Regions from separate parts of the Homo sapiens genome. Here region 2 is linked to region 1. Evidence: read pairs that join two places in POLR2A ChIA-PET (ENCODE). Cell type or tissue: GM12878. All regions are shown on one strand.

What was found. Peaks named below come from ENCODE experiments on the same cell type or tissue, not always from the same donor. Only the 100,000 strongest peaks of a DNase experiment are listed, where the experiment ranks them.
Region 2: POLR2A ChIA-PET joins it to region 1 with 7 read pairs; 3 of 35 experiments call an interaction of 5 or more read pairs at or near these places.

What each region holds. Positions count from the first base shown.
Region 1 is chr3:72,493,444-72,495,943 of GRCh38, reverse strand. No RefSeq gene overlaps it. Among named protein-coding and RNA genes, the nearest start is that of RYBP, 48 kb to the right of the region's middle. In GM12878, no CTCF peak of the experiment used is centred here; no DNase peak of the experiment used is centred here; H3K27ac peaks cover 148 bases.
Region 2 is chr3:72,371,740-72,374,239 of GRCh38, reverse strand. No RefSeq gene overlaps it. Among named protein-coding and RNA genes, the nearest start is that of RYBP, 74 kb to the left of the region's middle. RefSeq lists a silencer at 976-1,176. In GM12878, no CTCF peak of the experiment used is centred here; no DNase peak of the experiment used is centred here.

The DNA.
Region 1 (2,500 bases):
GTGTTGGGAGATAAATATGTTAACAGAGATAAAATATGTGAGGCCATCAGCCCCAGGCCTGGCATATAGAGAGCACTCACTCTCTGAGCTTTGTAAATGTGGAAAGGATGTATTTCTAAGAGCTCAAATAGTTGATATCATTTATTTGTTATACACATGGGGAAAGAGAGGTAAATTATACAGATATCTAAGATGTAAACGGTTCTAGACCTTTTGGCCATTTGTTGCATTTATTTGGTGTTTATCTCTTTATCTAGTATCTCTATCCAGTCTTCCTTCTAGTTAGTTCACTCTAGTGCCGCCTGAAAGTCTTAGAGATAGCGGGCTCACCTTGGGGTGGATTCTCTGTAGATGAAATTTCAGTATTCCTTTCTTTGCCCACCAGAATGGAAGGTCCCTGTGGGCAGGGCTGTATCTGCCATGTGTCTCACAGTATCCGTTGGAATTTAACAAGGAATAATTGTTAAATAAAATGTCATACATGGAGGAACTGCTCTCTAAAAGGACATCCGAGGCAGTTTTAAGTGATAACACTACAATACTTAAGACAAGGATACAACACATTGTTAACACATTAGCTAAGGGTGGAGAAAAATCCAGAAAAGGGCTACTATTCCCAGGATCACAGAGTAAAACAAAGATCGGTTGTGACTCCAAAACCCAAGTGTCCCAGATCTTACCTGAACCTGCTTAAAATGCTGATCTCACCAGGAGCCAGGCAGCCAGGAACCGCAGTGGATGCTGTCGGCCCAACCTTAGCTGCATTTCATTCCTCAGCAGGACCACAGACTCCCAGAAACTCAGCCTCATCTTCATTTGTTTCAGAAGAGTCAGGTATTAGAGGAGAATGACAGCAACTCGGTGCAGGGTGTATTTTTCCTTAATGCTTTTTCATCCTGTAAAACTTACATAAGCCATACATCATTTTTTAAAATGAGAAAAATGCCTTCAAGTCGAAAGTGAAAATGAATTTAAAATGATTGTTTTTTAATGGTATTTTTTTTCTGGAGTAGACTTTTTAAAAGTGGTAATCTTAATCTCCCAGATAAGGCAACAATGTGCTTCCTATACAGTCCATTTCTCATGCTGGCAGAAACAAAATGTTTCCTCACACTTTGCTCTAGAGTTCAGCAATGGAAAGAACTTGTAAATGCTCATTTTGCCAAATGTGCCAGTGGGTCACTGTTCTCCAAGACTGGATGACTGGACTTAGGCTAGAGAGGACTGGCTGGGGCTGAGGATGGAGGGAAGTCACTAAACATTCCAGACGAACTGCTCAATCACTTGTTCTCTGAGCACATGCTCCCTATATCTGCCTCTGTGCCTTAGCGACACCCAGTGTGGGAGCCAGCCTCCGTGATGGTCCCCAACAAGCCCCACCTCTTTCTATTCACAGTTTGTATAGGGCTGACTTATGTAATAAATGGAATGTTATAGAAACAATGGAGTGTGCCTTCCAAAGCTAAGTCATGAAAGTCATTGCAGCTTCCACCCTGCTCTCCCTTGAATCCCTTGCTCTGGGGGAGGCCAGCTGCCATGTTGTGAGGAAGCTCAAGCAGCCTGCAGAGAGGTCCATGTGGTGAGAGGCTCTGCCACCAGCCACCCCAGTGAGCCAGCATGAAAGCAGATCTAGCCCCAGACAAGCCTTAGCTCAGCACAGCTCCGGCCAACAGCGTGACCACAATCTCGTGAGCAACCCTGAGCCAGAGCCATCCAGCCAAGCCACTTTCAAATTCGCTATCTGTAGAAACTGTGGGGGGTCATATTTATTTTTGTTTTAAGCTCCTAAGTTTTGCAGTAATTTGTTATGCAGCAATTGGAAATTAATACATACACTCTCCTGTCTACAAAAGCTTACTCTTTTCTTCTCCAAATCATTCTCCCTCAAAATTCACATCAAATTCATCCTTAAGCTTGGATTCTCCAGCCCAGAGGGATCACTCTTCTTTCTAAGCTTCATCACCGTGCTTATACTTTTTTTTTTTTTTTTTTTTTTTTTGAGATGGAGTATCTCTCTGTCACCCAGGTTGGAGTGCAGTGGTGCGATCTTGGCTCACTGCAACCTCAGCCTCCCTGGTTCAAACAATTCTCCCACCTCAGCCTCCCAGGTAGCTGAGATTACAGGTGCCTGGCTAATTTGTGTATTTTTGGTAGAGATAGGGTTTGACCATGTTGGCCAGGCTGATCTCGAACTCCTGACCTCAAATGATCTGCCCACCTTGGCATCCCAAAGTGCTGGGATTACAGGTGTGTGCCACCACGCCCAGCCATTGCCCTTCTTCCTTGGTGTTAACCTGAGCTAGAAGGAAGGGCTGTGCAGGCAGACCTAACATCTGATGTATCATTATTAATAGGTGACCATATTATCCGTACTGAGGCATTTCTGAAAGCTGGTGGGGGGGGTTGCTATTAATAATAATCCTGAAAATCAGCAAAATCTAGGACAGTTCCAGGACAAACAACAGCATTCAGCCACCCATTCTATCTGTAAGAGGTACCT
Region 2 (2,500 bases), 120 kb after region 1:
TGGATTTAGGTCAACTATGTCTCAGAGATGTGAATAAAGTGTGTTACTAACCTAAAAGCCACACAAGCTCACTTATTGCCCCATGCGAGGGAGACTCCTGCCTGCTGCTGCAGGTGCTGAGGCATACCAGTCTATAACCTTCCAAAGAATTAAGAAACCACTTAAAACATGTCAAGATCCATCCCCGATTATTTTGTCCTGGGTCTGCACCTGAACTAGCACTGGAAGGAAGAGAGTGTAAATAGCGCAGGATGTTGAGTTGAAAATGGGTCTGTTCTGATAAAACAGCAAGTTCCATTCTTCGTCCTCATTTTTTAGTACTGAACGTGACCCAAGTTTGGCCCCTCAGAAGTCTTGGAAAGGATCTGGAAGGGTTGAAGGACAGGGATTGGATGGGGTCTCTCATGTTTCCCACAGGCCATTTTGGATACAGACGTGCGATCTGCTAACCCCATGCCCCTCTGCTTGCTTTTGTGCCTGAGGAGTTCACTGTGAGGGCCCCCACTGCTGGTGGCACTGGTACCATCCTTTGGAGGAGGATGGGAATTGTCTCCCATACCAGGTGTGGACCAAAGCAAGCACTTGGTCTTTACAGGGGAGGCACAAGGAAGAGTCGTTTCTTTCCAGTTGTGTGGACGGAAAGGGAGGCAAAAAGGTTTTCTCTAATCCTCAGCCAAACTCTAGTGTTAACACCAAGTGTCCAGATCCCCATTGAGAAATCCCATGGCTAGAGTGTGACAGGATCATGGAAGCAGCTCTTGCTCAATTATTCTTGATCAAGGGTGGAATGACGACTTCAGCCAGCAAGGGCCCAGGCTTGTGCTCTCTGATTTCATAGCCCTACGGCGTGGAAATGGAAACCAGCCAGACTCCACCTTGGGCAGTGAAGAGAACATAAGGGACGTCCAGGAGGCCCTTGGTCTAGCACGCCCCTGACCTCCCAGCGGTTCTGGAAGGCCACTCCTAACCCTTCAAACCATAGCAAGGAAGGTTAGAGCTATCTTTGTGTTAGGATCAAAACTCGAGAAGGTTCTGTTTGCTAACCACTGAAGGAAGCCCACGGCCTGTCTTTAGGGCTTCTGTCAGGAGAGGACAATGGACATAGACAACTAGATACTGCAGGAGGGCTCTGGTTTTCTCAGACAGGATCCTAGGATGTGTCTGGAAGCCTGCGGAGTGAAGGTAGACATGCAGGTGTGATGTTCTGCCTGATAGTGCCTCTCTCCAGGCATTAACTACAAGGCTGGGTGGGGGCTTACTGTAAGGCATCGAGTCCCTAAGCATTTATACAGTCCCAATTGTGCATCAGTGCAGTGCTGGTTATAACAGGGAAGAATTTGTGGAGGGGAGGGCACAGGCTGAAATTGGCCCATTCCTACACATGCTCTTGACCTAGACCTAGAGTAAGTGACATTGACCCCAACCGTCCCCCTACCCACCTCCAGCTTGTGCCAGACATCACTAATCAGTCACAGCGCTTCTTTCCAGCTGAATCCAGACTCAGAATCCTCATTAGAGCTCATTGTTAGCACGTCTTCCTGAAGTGCAACCCATTTGCCATTCCTTCCCTGGACGAAACCCACCCCAAATAACTGGGAAACCCTTCAAGGCAGTTTTTAATCAACACTTCAATTGTGGAACTGCATGAATCCAAGAAGGCCAGCTGAGAAGCTCGGAGGAGTCAGGAAGGAAGAAAACTAAATATCCAACACCCAACTCTTCAAAGAGTTCAACTTCCTGTTCAAAACAGGGTCAGACCAGGGGATTCTTAGTGAGGCCAGTGATGAGCACTGTAACTTTAAATGCAGCCCTGAACCCCAGACCTGAAGGCCTGCCAGTGTCTTACCCTACAGGCCAGACCGGGACCTACTTGCCCAAGCTGTCCTACTGGTTCTGTCAACCGGGGGCTCTCAAATAACAGAGTAGAACACCACATGGATATGATTCCTGGAAACCACAGAACTAGGTGAGACTCCTACCTCTGACTGCCTGGGTGTCCTTGGGCAAGTCAGCTGACCGGGCCATTTCCCTCAGTTGTCAAGTAGGGATTAGAGGTGTATGTGCTCCTACTGTGTTCTCTGCTCCAAGGAATCATGGCGCAGTGCTCCCAGAGGTGGGTTGTGTGTTACCATGTTTTTAACAACGGGAAGCAAAAACTTTATTTGAACTTTCATTCTGATGCTTCACTGATGACACCGGAAATGAAGATAATTTGTTTTGTGATTGTTTTATTGTGTTTTCAAGTTTTAATTCATGAATTTTCCTGTACTAAAACAAAGAGCAAAGTTGGTTAAAGCCTGCATGTAAATAAAGTCCAGTGGGATTTTTGACACCTGCTTGACGTTTCTATGTCTACAAACAGTGTTGTAATGAATACGGCCTTTCATCATTAAACATTCGATTTTTTAAAAATGACGTTTACTGTCCTGTTATTATTGAAAAGGTAAAAGTTGAAACTTGATGGAAGAAGTAGAGATGTGCACGGCATCTGCTGTGATCA